Linked DNA regions of Mus musculus: region 1 is linked to region 2. A link is a loop called in an ENCODE intact Hi-C map of the cell type or tissue named here. Cell type or tissue: left cerebral cortex. All regions are shown on one strand.

The links. Hi-C counts contacts between places; a loop is a spot of excess contacts. Peaks named below come from ENCODE experiments on the same cell type or tissue, not always from the same donor. Only the 100,000 strongest peaks of a DNase experiment are listed, where the experiment ranks them.
Region 1: it touches region 2 in a loop (2.4-fold over the local background); 2 of 42 quality-filtered maps call a loop at or near these places.

Annotation. Positions count from the first base shown.
Region 1 is chr11:76,071,089-76,079,088 of GRCm38, forward strand. Vps53 (VPS53 GARP complex subunit) reads right to left here. Exons shown (of 22, transcript NM_026664.4): 16 at 5,952-6,034; 17 at 5,347-5,425. Among named protein-coding and RNA genes, the nearest start is that of Rflnb, 47 kb to the left of the region's middle. In left cerebral cortex, no CTCF peak of the experiment used is centred here; a DNase peak (open chromatin) is centred at 3,791.
Region 2 is chr11:75,777,693-75,785,692 of GRCm38, forward strand. Doc2b (double C2, beta) reads right to left here. Exons shown (of 9, transcript NM_007873.3): 3 at 3,929-4,003; 4 at 2,563-2,672; 5 at 2,347-2,473. Among named protein-coding and RNA genes, the nearest start is that of Gm12339, 14 kb to the right of the region's middle. In left cerebral cortex, a CTCF peak has its summit at 4,434 (motif pointing right); a DNase peak (open chromatin) is centred at 4,448.

The DNA.
Region 1 (8,000 bases), 290 kb after region 2:
TGAACTACCACGCCTGGACTTAGGTTGTAACCTAAATTGTCAAAAAGCTGGATATGGTAATACATGGAGGGGGGGCCTGCCATAAATTCAAGGCTACTACCCTGGCTTACACATCAAGACTCTATCCCTGAAAACCAAACAAAAACAAACAAGGCAGCAGCACAAGTGTGCATGTGTGTGTGCATGGCCTCCCAGGTATGGATATGTGTCCTCCATGTACATGTGTTAAAGATGGCCTCCTATGTATGTGTATCTGTGTGCTCCCACGGGTGATGCTTTGCCTGGTGTCATTTCCACTTGCTATCTGTGTATGATGCCATTTAGTTCCGACAGTCTTATAGAACAGGAAACTCAAGTGACACAGTAGAGACAGGCAGGACAATCTAAGGCAAACACTACACTGGCATACAATTGGATAACTGTCAGAAAGAGAAGACAGATTGAGGAAAGCACCCCCACTTCACTGGGCTGCTTCAAGGTAAGCCCGAGGTCTCTGGTGGGTGCACACAGCTGCCAGGCAAATCTCCCAGCAAAGGGCACAAATGATGTTGGTACTAAAATGGGCACAGCAAAAAAATAAGACTCTGGCACTTCCAGATAAATTCTGGCACACCTTTAATCCCAGCTCTTGGGAAGCAGAGGCAGGTAGAATTCTGTGAGTTGGAGGCTAGCCTGGTCTAGATAGAAAGTTCTAGAACAGCCAAGGCTATACGGATACCCTGTCTCAAAACAAAGAAACAAACAAACAACATTAATGGGGATGATTTGCCTTTATCACAATAAAATAGGAATATTTTTCATGAAGAGAAAGCTGCATCTTGATCACATGTGAAAAGTGGTCTTGGGGGCTCTGATGTGCTAGCTCTTGGGGGCTCTGGGGCCCACGGACACAATACACATTTTAATGAGGAGAATGGGAGCAGATCTGAGGTCTGTGCTAGCTGCTTCAAAATGTCTTTGGGAGATGGTGATGCAGTTTCCTAAATCAGTACATGTTCACAATCCTGAAACCTAACAAAAATTACATGTCAGACAAGAAGGAAATTTAATTTATTTCATTTTTCCCCTGCTTTATTCTAAATTACTATTAATGGGAAAATCTAAGTGTGTTTGACCTTGGATAGAAACTCAAATTATTTCAATCCCATGATCAGTTCTTAAAACACACACACACACACACTCACACACACACACACACATAAATAAAAGGAGGAAGAGATGATGGCGACCTTTTACAACTCAACAATAGAAAGTCAAGTTTACAACACCCGCCTGGATGGTAAGGGTTCAGCCAACATTTCTTTAAAGAGGACAGGCAGACTGCCAACAAGCATGTCTAGAGATGCCTACTGGTACTCTTAGTCACCAGAGACTAGGAGTGAAGCCGAGAGGAGACAGACCCTCATACCTGAACGGATGGCCACACATGTGGAAAGTTTAGACTTCTACGGTGCTAATGGGAATGTCAAATGGTAGATATGGAAAACCATGAGACAGTACCTGGAACTGTACAGTGAAGTTCCCATGAGACCCAGCAGTTCCTCTCCTAGGTGTGCACCGAAGAAAACTGAGAAGGTATACTCACACAGATGTTCACAGCACTGTTCTGACAAGCTGGAAACAAGGGATTATCACTCAGCCATTGAAGGAGTGGACTAGAGGCTGGGTGGGTAGTTTGATGGTACAGCACATGCTCGTTATTAGCAAGGTCCTGGATCCAACTCCTAGCATTGTTCTAAAAATGGAATGTATCTCGGTGTGGCGGTGCACATCTTTAATCATAGTACTTGGTAGGCAGAGGCAGGTGATCTCTTGTGTGTTTGAGAGTAGCCTGGTTTACATAGTAAGTTCCAGGACAGCCAGCATCCAAGACATCTTACTATGGTAAAACCCTATTTGAAAACAAAAACAAACAAACAAAACTCACAAAAACACAGAGAAATCAGGAATGTGCAATACTGACACATGGTATACCATGAATGAACTCTGAAAATACTGTAAAGTGTAGGCAGTCCAGCAGGATAGGTAATCTATACAGACAGGAAGTAGACTAATAGCTGTCAGGGAACAGGGCATGTTGGGACAGCCGCTGAGAGGTTGGGGGCTTCCTTCCAGGGTCATAAGGATACCCTGGAATGAGACAGTATTGGTGGCCCTGTGGTCTCATATGTTTATTAAATTCTCTTAGTTTGGACACTTTAAGGGGTGACATGTGCTCTGGGATTTGCTTTGGCTAGCTTGTCGACTTGAATCCAGGTTTCTGCCTGACTCCCCTCAGTGACAGAGGAAGACCTAAGATCTAAGCCTTTTCCTCCACAAGTTGCTTTCAGTCATGGTGCTTTATCATAGCAATAGAAACCCTAACTAAGACAGGAATTAAAGCTCAGTGTTTTAAAGGGGAGATAGAGCTCAGAGCTCACTCTTGAAAAGGCTGTGCTTTCTGGGTAGACAGCAGTTCAAGGAGAATTCTAAGTAGAAAGGTCAGAGCGAGGGAGGGCTGGCCACCACCAGAAAGCAGTGCATACTTAGTTAAGTTGAACTGGCTTCAAGCTGAGGTAGAGGGTGTTTGCACGGGAGCAGTACAAACCGCACAGACAAGGTGCCCAAGGAATTGACAGGAAATATGGCAACCTATTAATTATTCATCCTTATATGCTAACTGAGGACATTCCAGAGCTTTGGCCTCCCAGGACAATGATGTGACCAGTCGCTGGGCTCTATCCACCTTGTCAAGGAGCCTCCTTCCCTCACCTCAGAACCAGCCCTGGGCTCTGCCGGAAGCCAACTCCCCACTGCCCTCACTATTGATGAAATACATCTATTTATTTTATTGGTTATTTTGAGTTTTCTCCCAGCACAGCACGAACATGAAGACAGCCTTGCCCGAGTCCAGACCTCTCTGTAACTTCCCAAGGCAGTGAAAGAGATTGGCGATTCTGACAAACTGACTTTACTAACTTTGAAAACTGCAGCTTCCTGCAGTCCTGTTTGAACAGCATACTCATCACAAATTCCTTCAAGAGAACTGGACCATGTCCTATCTGCCTCTGGTTTCTTAGATGCTGCTGACTGTAGGAGTCTGCTTTTCTCCTATGGTCCCAGTTTCCCCTTGCTCATACCACACATCTGCACACTCTGCTCACATCTGCCTCCACCTAGTAGACGGAGCACCTGGGGACAATGCCGATGCCTTTCCCAGGCTTGCAACCCCCAGCATTGCTAGACAGAATCCAGGATGGACTAGTTATCCAGCAGCAAACAATGATGGAATCAAAGACAGAAATAATCACCATCACAAGGTTTGAAAAAAAAAATCCTCGAAGAAACTCCATGAAGCTGAATGCAGGGCTCATGCTGAGTCAGTCGGTGACACTGCCATGTTTACTTTAGTCACATGGATCTCATTTTGCTAGAGCTCCAGAAGACTCAGACAAACAGGAATGGCCTTCCAACCGCTATGTTCCCAAGCCTATGGTTATCCTATGATATAAACATGAGACTCTGGAGGTATGGTTGACATTTGCTGGGGTGCATCTGGGGAGAAATGGCTGGGGAGAAAGAGGAACTCGAGAGAAGTCTGCCTAATGAACTGACAGTTCATATAAGCAACACCTGGAGTGTTAAACCCACTCCACGTGTTATTTTACAGAAAAAGAGAAAGAAAAAAAAGGTTCCACTCTTCCTTCGGTCAGTGTGAAAATCTTTTGGCAGCTGCACTCCAGGCTGCAATGTGGCAGGGCAGTTCAGGAGATGGCAGCTGTGCTCCAGGCTGCAGTGTGGCAGGGCATTCAGGAGACGGCAGCTGGAATGGATCATACTCAGGATGCACAGAAGGTTTGCCAGCAGTGAGGGAATAAACCAGAGCCTAGGACACGGATCCTCACAGCTCCACTCCACAGAGCAGCCTCAAACTGGCTGCCCACGGCCTGGGGCTGGGGACCCCGGCTGGGCACAGGATCCGTCTTAAGAATAGCAGCTGCTTCTCAACTTCCTACTTCACCCCTTAGACTCCAAAGCCAAAGCTTTGGTTTTAATCCTATTTTTGTTAAATAGTTATAATCTATTATAAAAACAAACTCAGACCAAATGTCTACTTCCTGAGGCGTGGTGCTCCTCTTGTCAAGACGGGGGAAGCTGTGCTTTCTGAGTGCTTGACTGGCACCACTAGGCACTCAACTGCTGTCCACTTGCACAGCTCTGAGAGGCCTCCAGTCAGATGAATTTCACACAGAGAGATGGGTCTGCACAGGTTTTGAGAGCATCTGTGCAGTGCTCTCAAAAGGAAAACCAGAAAACTTTAGGTCTTCCTTCCTATCCAGCGTCATGGTTCTGCCCACTGCCCTCTGTCATAAATTCTGCCTAGTTTCTCCCAGACAGGTTATTCTTCCAAAACTCAGAAGAATATTCCGAGAGTCCTTGACTAGATAGGTATTGGCAAGCTTTATCTGGACAGGGTCAACTAGACGATGTCTTAGCTTTGTGGGCCATAAGGTCTCTGCTATAAGCACTAGTTTCTACAGTTCCAGCAACAGCCATAGACAGTGCTTAAGTGAATGAACACAGCTACTACGTTTCCCTAAGACTTAGAGGAACAAGTGGTGGGCCACATTTGGCTGCAGGCTATGGTTTCTTAATCCCTGCTTTACAAGGCTTTGTTGGGCTTAAAAGTCAACAAAGAATTGCCTACTTTCTATTCAATCAATAAACATAAAGTCTTCAATATGGTCTAGACACTTAAGGAATACTTTTGTTCTCTTTTGAGACAGGGCCTTCCTGTGTAGCACAAGCTGGCCTTGAACTTGAAATCTTCTGCCTCAGCTTCGAAATCCTGAGATCACAGGCGTGACTCACCACATTCCTCAGGAATTTATGTTTGAGGAAGAAAGAGCACGCATATAAAATCCCAAAGAGCAGCATATGGTGTCAAAAGGGCCATAGAGGGCTGAGGGCTAAGGGTACGTGAAAACCTGAGAGCACAGGCTCATCCAAGTATTTAGCACTGACACCAAAGCTCAGGAAGAGCCAGAACCTCTCAGTGGGCAGGAGTCTGTAGTTATTGCTGTAGAGCTCAACAAAGTGCTCACCTGGCAAGAACACTGGCAGGTTTCAGCAGGAGCCAGATGCTGACCCAAGAACCAATCTTCTTCAGACTCACCCCTACCCCCACAAAAGGACCAGTAACAACCATAGGTGCCAGGTGAGCCTAGCAGGAACTCTAGGGTGTGTGTGTGTGTGATGTCTCCCTAGGGCCCTCTCAGCTGACACAAAGTAGGGTCAGAACATAACATAAAAGGCTGGGGGAAGGCATGTCAATCACTGGTAGGAGGCTAGCTCCTAAAACCTCACCTTGCTCATGGCAATCAGGGCAGGGTCACAGGCTGCATCCAGATCTTGAACCAACAGCTGGATGCTGCTGGAGATGACACTGCAAAGAAACAAATTGCTGTGGTTATTGCTCCAAAAAGTGGTGGGATGCTAGACATGCCCCCTGTAGGTGTTTTTGAAATGTGTGCAAAATTTTAAAATTTTATTTCTTCATGAAATTTTATGTTTTAATCACTAATAATGGAAGAGCAGCTGGCTTTTCATGTCCTGTTTTATTTGGGTGTGTCTCACCCAGTAAGAGCCCAAACTTCTATGGCTACTCCCATAGCTGCTAATTCCAGATCTCTTTTTGAGTTCTTCTCAGAAAGCATCTGTATTCAAAAAACTTGCTTAAGTCAGAAAGAGAAAGAGGAGAAAGAGTAGGAAAAGAAGGAGGAGGAAGAAAAGAAAGAGGAAGAAGAGGAAAAGGAGGCAGAGGCAGAGGAGGAGGAGGAGGGGTAAGGGGGCACTCTTCTCACAGCTGATGGGGCATGAACGCCCTGGGACCTCTCTTAGTAGAGACTAAAGCACACGGCGTCTGTGAAGAAGGAAGGCTGACCTGCAGCAAGTGCCTGGAAGGTACGTACGTGCTGAATGTGTCCATTTCTCCTGTGAGATTAATTCGTTCAGTCAGGCTCACATCAACTTTTTCTTTGAGTTTTTCTTCTAGCTGTTAGAAAAGGGCAGAAGCAGAAGGGTGTTTAATGATTACCCAAAGGTGTTCCATACTACTGAGGCTCACAAAGTGACGACCCAGACAGTTCTAGGCATGACATGGGACACTTAATTCCCACAGGATGTGAGGGAAGTCCTGTTACCCTGACTTCATAGGTGAGGACTACAGTAGCCACAGCAGGTGATAGGGTCAAATAAGCTCCCTAGAGCCCAGCTCCTTTGGCACCACTCTGGGCTCACTTCTGAGAACACACCAATAGCTCGCATGGTTTGTTCTCTACAGGCTCATGATTTGAGTATTTGGTCCCTAGTGGTGGCGCTATTTTGAAGGCCGTAGAGCCTTTATGAGTTAGAGACTGCATATCAAAAGTGGGTGAGAGCATTTGAAGGTTACAGGAGAACCCTGCCTCCTGGCCAATAGCCAGAGGAGTCTCTTCTCATGTCTGCACAGCCAGGAGCACCATTGCTCTTTCCCAGCGTGGGTGGACTGCAAAAACCTCTCCTCCCTTAAGCCGTATCTATGAAGGAGGGACACTTCTGATCCCTCCTTCTCTTAAGCTGTATCTACGTATAGTTTCCCTGCTTACCCTGTGATATGTAGCCTCCCCAACCAGTGTTGGGAACTTTTAATGAGAGTGACAGTAAAATCAGCCAAGATGTTTGCCAAGGTACCAGATGTCTCAGTGATGAATCAGAAATACATCTTTACTTTGGTCAGCTTAGGGCAGGAGCATTCACATCCTCCGGAGTGATATACGATGGAGAGATATAGGATGGTCGGGATCTGTGCGTACCTAAAAATGCCCTGGGGATGGATAAATCTAGCACTCTTAAGAGAGTCACTCTCACTCTAAGAAGGTGAGTGCTTTGCATTAAGATTTAAAGTGCTCTTAGAGGGATGGAGCCATGCAAGGACTTTTGGAAGATTTAATTCTGCCACTACTAAGGGGTGAGGGGCTGTTTAGAGAACTCAATAGGTCAGACTCCGCATTTGTAAAGTTCTTCCCAGAAGGGTTCATATTACTGAAAACCTGGACACCTATGCGGGAGGGTGGCACAGTGTTCCACAGACCTGTGTTCACATGCTCCAGGGGCCTCTGCTACTTTGCTGAAGATACATCCTAACTTTAAGCATGGCATGGCTCTTGTCATCTATCTCTCTGGTCCCATCTTGCTATCTTTGCCTTGCCTCTGGCATTTACAATTGCAGGGTCTTGGTCTCCATATTTCCTCCCTCTACAATGTCCCTGCTCCCCCTCCTGACTCCATTTCCTAGCCCTCCCAACTCCTCTCTTGGTGTTTGTTTCTTCTCCCACCCTTACTACAGAGTGGCAGGGAAACCCTCGCCTGCTTGCTTGCTATTTGTTTTCCATCTGCTCTAAGTCTCCTGACAGGAAGATGCCTGTCTCCTCTGCACAACACCAGCTGAAGCAGCACATAGAAGTGTATAGTAAAGCTCCCTTGAAGGGATGACAGAATTAACGAGAGACTCAAAACGGGTTGAGAAAGCTGAGGTAGCACTGGTATCAAAAGATGTCTGAGACAGCCAAGTGTGCTGGCCTGGAATTGGAATCCCAGCTATCTAGAGGCAGAGACAGTGAAAACTGCTGTAATCTAGCCTGGGCCAACAAGAATTTGTCAGCTGGATATGGTGACACAAGCTTTTAATCCCAGCACTGGGGAGGCAGAGGCAGGTGGGTATCTGTGAGTTTGAGGCCAGCCTGGTTTACAAACCAAGTCCAGGACATCCAGGACATCTGTGGTTCTGCTATACAGAGAAACTCTGTCTCGACACCTCACCCCCAAAAGGAGAATTTGTCTTAGAGAGACAGAGATAGATAGAAACAGACAGACAGATAGACAGATAGATAGATAGATAGATAGATAGATAGATAGATAGATAGAATGAGAAAGAAAAAAGGAAGATGTCTATGATCTAATTATGAACAAAATAAGGCCAC
Region 2 (8,000 bases):
TATAAAATCTAAAACACAAAACTATGCCCTTACAACCAGAGTGGTCACCCCAAATGCCACCCCTGTGGTCCCTGTGTGCTCACAAACTGGCCAATGAGCAAGGAGCAAATTCAAGGGAGGCTCGGCAATGGCCAGAGATGCCTCTGGAATACTCAGCCCATACTCATGCATGCTTATCCACATACATGTACACACATGTATACACAGTGCACATGTGCACATATACTCCATGAGCATTCATGCATCCACAGGCACAGAGTTTTGTTTAATCTGAGGTCAGAACTTGGATATGGGAGCTGGAAGTGCCCTCCTGAAAGGTGTACACCATTTGGAAAATTTGGGTCACCTCAAGTGACATGGAAAGTTCTACCCATCACGCATGCACCCGAGTGGAGAGAATGTGACATGAGAATACAGTCTGAGAAATCCACGCACAAAGGCACTGTCTCAGCTGCTGGCTGGATTCTAAGGGCTGGACTTGGGTCCAGCTTTTGGAGCAGCCATGTTCCAGGGTCTAGTCCTGCCGGGCCTGGCACACAGGGATTAAATGCTGGGATTCCTCTGTTTGGCTTAGGCTTTGAGTAAACAGACATGTCCTGACATTAGGAGATAAAGGGCTTAGCCTGTCTTTAGCCTTGAGCACTGGGGCTCCTTAGACCCTCTGCCCTATAAACCAGAGGAAGGAGAGATGAAGTGAGAAGGCAGACAGGAAAGTGATTGGAAAGGAACAGGCACCAAGGCTCTGGGAGGGCTCAGCTGCTGAAGACAACTGGGGGCCAAATTTGTCATGACATCATGCTGAACAATTACAATGTCTCAGAGAGAATTATGTGCTGTCTCCTCTGGGCATCTCATGGCTCTCCTGGCCTAACACGCTCCAATTGAGTTGTCCTTAGTGAAGGAATTGGAATTGCCCTGGCGGCAGGCCTTTGTCTCCATCCAGCCCATTGTATCTGGTTCTTGGATCAACCCTCGCCTTCCTCTGCTTCTGGCCATTCTGAGCCCACCAGGCAGGGAACCTGTTAAAATAACACCATGCCCTGCCTTGAGCCACTCTTAGTGACTGAGGAAGTTGAGACAGGAGGATCAAGAGTTCACTGTCAGCCAGGTGGTGGAGGAAGCCACCCACCTTTATCCCAGAAGCAGACAGATTTCTGAGTTCAAGGCCAGCCTGGTGTACAGGGTGAGTTCCATGACAGCCAGGGCTACACAGAGAAATCATGACTTAAATATAAAAAACAAACAAACAACAGAACAAAAAAGAGTTTACTGCCAATCTGAGCTGTAGAGGAAGCTCAAGGCTAGTACAGCCAAGTGCCTGCCATGTAAGAGTGGGTCCTTAGCATCACTGGGAAGCTGGGCTTGGTGGCTCAAATCTGAAATCCTAGCAACGGGGGGTGGACACAGGAGAGTCCAAGATCACTGGCTAGTAAGAGTAGTTAGTGAGCGCTGGGCTCAGTGGGAACCTGTCTCAAAAAGTGAGGAGGAGAGCCATTAAAGAAGACACTCTTGTGTTGATGGCAGGCCTACACATTCACACATTTGCCTACTGCACGCACACTCACATAGACACCCCACACACATGTGAACACACATGAATACACTCATAACACTAAGTTACATACAAGTCTACACATTCACACATCTGCCCACTGCACACATATTCACATAGACCATATGCGCGTGTGTGTGTGCGTGCACACACACCCTTGCACATACTCATTCACGTTATGTTACATACAAGCCTATATAGTCACATATCTACCCACTGCACACACACTCACATAGACTACACATATACACACACATGTATATACTCACACACACCACATTACATATAAGCACACACTCACATACATTATACACACACACCTGCGTATACTCATATGCATTATGTTACATATAAGCTTACATATTCACACTTCTACCCACTGCACACACACTCACATAGACTACACACATACATATATATTCATATACACTACATTACATACACATTTAGAACATTTAAAATTTTTCTAAAAGTAAAACTTTAAAAGGGCTGGAACGCAGCTCAGTGGAAGAGCTCTTCTTAATTACTCAGGTCTTAGATTTAGTCCTCAGCGCCACAAGAATTGTTACCTTGTCACTTGTGGAAGGTGCCCTGCCACTTCTGTGATGTCCCCTCCTAGACTTGCCCCCTCCACTATGCTCTCTGCTCCATGAATTATCCCCACTCCTGTGCCATCAACAGGAAGCAAGTTCCTTCCATCTCCCTGCAACTGTGCCTGAAACACAGTATTGTCACATAGTAGCTGCTCAGTAAACTCCTGCACGGCTGCGGTGCCAGAGCCTTCTTCCACTCACCGGCAGCTGCTTCTCCAGGCAGATGCTGAATGTCTTGGTGTGATTGGGCTTCAGCTTCTTCAGGGGCACCCGAGTCTCTCCAATGAACTCATTGTGGCGGAATTTGTCCTCATCACACACGGAGATCCTGGGGGCGATGGGCTTCCACAGTCAGTGGGAATTCACAAGCGGTAGGGCGTCCCCGGGTGGGGTGTAGGCACAGGGGCCCTCACCCACCTCAGGGTCTTTCGGACCATGTCCTCATCCGTGATTCCGTAATAAGTGAGGGTCTCGTTCCACGAGGGGTTCAGGGTGTTCCGAAGAGTTTTTGTTCTGAGCTTATTTGCCTGGAAAAAGACAGAGTGATCTTATTTTGATCCTGAATGAGTGTGGCCTCAAAGGTGGCAGGCCTGGTCCTTCCATTCACAGAGGTACTATCTGACACAGGGGAAGGGACCTGAGGGCAGAAGGTGAAACCGACACTGTTATTTAGCTGACTTAAAACCAGCAAGCTTATTGGAGGCATTCAAATAGCCCTGTGGTCACAAGGTCACTAGCAGTAAAAGTAGAGTCAGGAGAGACAGGGCCTGCTCAGCTGGGGAAGTGTGCAGCCTCTATTTGGACAGGAGAGGGAATGACTGTCCCCAGACTGGACACAGTCCTGCTGGCATCTCGACTTCTGGTCCAGTCAGTCAGTGCAACCTGCCTGGCTGATGACCAGCAGACCAGGGAGGCAGGCGATGGGCATGTTTAAATGGCCAAGCGGTGAGAACTTGTTGAGGTAACCACAGAAAATTAATGTGTGAAGCATCCTGCCCCCAGACTCTGGCAACAGTAACAGAACAGAGGTGGTGGCTATGGGGTGGTCCTGTAGGGAATGGGAGGTTGCTCTGTGACTCATTCCAACTGGAAAGTTGAAATGTCCAACTTAACAGGCATTAGCCTGACCCAAGACTGCAGCCCCGGCCCTCTTCCCCATAAGAGAGTTCCATATTAAGACTGGCAGTGTATCCAAAGCCAGTGGCACAACTGGACCACTTTCCTGGATCACCTTCGTTCCCCTCCCCTTTGCTCAGGGTCTTCACTCTGCCTGTAACCCATGCTTTCCTAGTGAACACCTTATGGGTGAAATATTGCCTCTACTGGGTCGCCCGGCAGGGGAGCAGGAACAGGGGTTCTGTGTCAAATAAACCAGGCTAATGCCTCCCACACAGTCCCCATTGTGAAGCCACAACACACTGAAGTCCATCAACACACTGAAGGTCTTGCAGGCAGGCGCTATGCACCCCTGCATCCCGGGCTGGCCTGAGCTTCACTATGTATGTAGGCCAGTCTGACCTTTAACACATGGGACTCTATCTATTGCCTCTGCTTCCTGAGTGCTATATGAAAGGCATGTGTTGTCACATCTGACCCCAAGGAGTTCTTTTCTTTTCTTTCTTTCTTTTTTTTTTTTTTTTTTGTAATATGAACTCCAGGCTAAAATGGCTTCGTGGGAAATGTAAGTGGGACATTCTCTGGGGCATATAGGTAATGGACTTGTGAGGTTCCAGGGAGACCATGAGTGCCAAGCCAGGGCCATGCCTGGGGTAGAAACCCTCACCTTGCTGGCTCCAGGCAGCAGGTGTAGTTTGACGTAGGGATCAGCCAGTCCATTGTGGTCCATCGGCTTCAGGCCCTGAGTAGAGACCAGAGAGGGTGTGAGTTGAGAGAGGGGAAACAAGAGGCCTGCTGAGCAGGGCCTCCTCTCTGACATTTCCAGTCTCCCTGAAGATAAGGCCTAACAGTGCTGGGGTGGCTTCCCTCTCCCACACTCTGGCCCCTGGGGCTTTTCATTTCTTACTTTCTTGACAAACTGAACCCAGAAGACACACCTCACTCTAAACTTGGGGAGGCCTGTCTCTCTCCCCACTTTCCAGACACCACTCCTTGTTGGGTCTTCCCTCTCTGACCCCAAGTCTCCATGATTGGCTGTACACTCATCCCTACATTCCTGTGGATGCTGGGAAGGCACTTCGGTCCGAGTCCGGGAGGTCAGCTGCCATTTCCTTCTGCATTTGCTGGTTGGTGTCCCTAGAAGTCACCGGCTGCCTGCCATGGAGTGTCCTTCCACAAGATGGCACCCCTTGATAACTTTGACTTCAGTTTCTTCCGCCAGCCCAGGAATGTACAGCTTAGGGTAGGGGACTCACAAGGGCTCAGCTAGCCTGGGAATTAAGTTTACTCCTTTCTGGTGCTGAAGGCCTATGGGGGTGGGGAATAGGGAGGCAGCAGAGGTGTGCGTGGACTATATTCCAGATGCACACGTCTGGAATGGCTCCATTCCTGGCCAGATGGCTGTGGTAGTTTGAATATGATTGGCCCAAAGAGTGACATTATATGGAGATGTGGCCTTGTTGGAGTGAGATGTGGCCTTGTTGGAGTGAGTGTGGCCTTGTTGGAGAAAGTGTGTCACTGTGGGTGTGGGCTTTAAGACCAGTCTTAATCTAGCTGCCTTCAGAACAAGAGGTGGAACTCTCAGTTCCTCCAGCCCCACATCTGCCTGGACGCTGCTATGCTCCCACCTTGATGATAATGGACTGAACCTCTGAACCTGTAAGCCAACTTCAATTAAATGTTGCCTTTTATAAGAGTTGCCTTGGTCATGGCGCCTGTTCACAGCTGTAAAACCCTAAGACTGTGCCCCAGATCTTTCTTCCAGGTCCAGCTCTATGGGCTTGAAGGAGCTCTCAGGTGGGGCACCCACCCATCATTTCTCTTCTGTGTGTCCCCAGGCCTCTGAACTTTCTAGTTAGACTCAATAGTCTCAGCTTTATCACAGGGGAAGCGTTAATCATTCCCACAGTCTGAGTGGAACAGAACAAGGAGGAATGCAGGTGTGGGCGAATGGGTGCGACTCCTCTCCCCTTTCCAGGCTCTCAGACAGTATCAGAGAAGTAGCTGGGTGAGGGTAGGGATTTAAGCTAGGCTCAGAGCTACTGAGGCTTGACCTGGAGGAAGTGTGTGTACCTTGATAATGGTGGCCATTCACACTCACTGCCAGATCCTACCCCCAGGGAGCTGCCCTGGGGGGGTGGGGGATCTGGGGGCCCAGCCTCAGTAGGGGACAAATGTGGGTTTCTGTTTTATTTCTACTTCTTGCACATTTGCTTATGTTTACAACATTTTCACGGGTTTCTCTTTGCCCTTGTAGATCTTTGAGGCAGGAGACTGGCCAGAGATAGTGCAAATACATACCAGTCCAACTTCTGAGGCCCTGGGGCATCCACAAGGGCTGGCTGGGACAGGGGCAGCTGTCATGCTAAGCTGGCAATGAGGTATGCTCTGCCCGTTGGCTCCCTAGTCTATGGTTGGTCCCTGATGTTACTTTCACACCCGTCTACCTAGCAGGTCCCTGGGCATCCCAGAGCACCACACACTGGTGTAGAAGAAGTAAGGGATGATGGGTTCAGCCAGAGGCTGGGTTCACACAATGACACTAGCTCAGGCAGCATCCCTGTCCCCTGAGTCTAGGGTCTGCCCTGCAGGGGCCTACGTGGATAGCCCCCAGGAGCTGACTGAATCCAGGAGAGGGGAAGGAGGCTGTGCTCGGCCACAGGTAGGAAAGGGGTTGTCTCAGGCAGATCCCATCAGCTTTTTGTGTTGCCAAGCGATAAAAGTAGGTGTCACTGTCCCAGAGATGGACAGGGAGATGCTATATGAGGCCATACTACTAGCATTGAGAGGACCTGGCTTACAGAGGATAGACTCCCCCCAGCCAAGTTCTTGTCATCCTTGCACTGCCCAGGGGCTACTGTTCACTAGGTATTAGGGACTGGGACTTTTTGGTTAGTCAAAGTTGGGGTTCCTAGTGCTCAGCCTAGAGAGACACCATAAGGTGAGATGGCCTGGTGCACAGGGACAGAAACTGCATGACTTTGTCCCTGCAAGGTCCCTGCAGACAATGGGGAGGGGCAGCTTGTGCCAGTAAGGAGTGGCAAGGGGAGATAGGCAGCTGTTCTGAGGGCAAGGCGTTTCAGCTTGGCAGGCTCAGAGGCTCGGGGATGGCCGGCAGCGATGGAATATAGCCACCCCAGCATTCGGCTGCTAAGTTTCCTGTGTGTGATATTTTATCACAGTTAAGAAGTAACCCTGGTCTCCCAGTGCTGTGGCTCTGTTGGGGTTCTCCTGGGCACTGCTTGGAATGGTGAGCCTTAAGTTTACCTGTGTGTTCCTTGGCAGTACCCTGCAAGACAGTGTTAGACAAAGTGCTGGGTGCCAAGTGTATTATTTCTACCTGGCTCACCAGCCACACCCGGTGTGAGGTGAGTCCTGTTACAGATAACCAACTGAGATACATCCTCTCCTGGGGGATGACGGTGACCAAGTGACCTGGTTAGTTTTATGTCAACCTGGTGCAAGGTGGGTTTCATTTGAGAAGAGAAAATGTCCCCCTAGGTTGGCTAAGAAGAAAGCAAGCCATGAGGAACAAGGCAGTAAGCAGCACTCCTCACTGGCCTCTACATCAGCTCCTGTCTCCAGGTACTTGCCCTGAGTTCCCTGGATGATGAAGATACAAGCTGGGAGATAAAAACAAGCCCTTTCCTTCTCAAGTTGCTTTTGGTCAGTGTTTTATCATAGCAACAGAAAATTAACTAAGACACCAAGTCAGAAGGCAGCCTAGGAAGTCCATATACCATGGATTCCCATGAGGCTCTGCGTGTGAACCCTGCCCCTCTTCAGTTTAAACTCTGTGGCTCCCCTCTGGGGCCTCAGTATTTCCCAGGCCTGTCCTCCTTTTTGTAGACACTTACAGAGAAGAACAGGGTCACCATGGTTCATAGGCCTCTGGTCCTCACCTCCATGTACACCAGTACCCAAGATGATCTGTGCACACAGGCACGGATACACATACACACACACACACACACACACACACACACACACACACCGGGAACAGGGAGAAGGCAGCAGGAACCCCAGGCTCTGAGATGGGGCAAGGGAAACTGGCCTCTACCAGAGTGATCTGACAGCTGGTCCCCAAGCCAGACAAGCTCTGCTAAGCCAGGAGGAAGGGTAGGATGGGCTCTGCCTGGCCCTGCAGTCTGCCTCTCCCTTGCCAGGTTGGGGTTACCAGGTGCTCAGCTCTGATGGGCTATCACACCCTAAAAAGGAATCAGAGGAGTGAGCAGGGATGCAGGATGGAGTGGCAGGGCCTTCAAGTACCCAGCCTGGGCCCTGAGCCCAATGTAGATGGTTCTCATAATTGCCCATGGCAGTTCACATGAGTGACCCAGGCTGGGTAGAGATATGGCATGGGGTGTCCCTCTAGGCACAGAGCCAAGGGCAGCCCCTCAGTGGCAAGGTGGGTCAGAAAGAAGGGCAGGAAGATACAACAGGTTGGGGGTGCTAAGTGAGGCCTAGGCCAGGCAGCACTTGGAAGCTATTCCATGTGTGCTGGGCTGGCCCAGGCCTTTCCACAGTCCTACAAGGCTCTCTAATGGCCACACGGGCCCTTACCTTTCTGGAAAACATCAGCTTTGGCACCTTTCTCCCAGAGGGAGCAGTGTGAAGGGAACGGTGTGGATGAGACCATGGAACAGACGCAGGTTCAATGCAGAGCCACAGAGGGACACAGGGAATAGGGTCTGACCAGTCTCTCTAGGTCTATAGATGTCCACAACCCTCCACAGAAA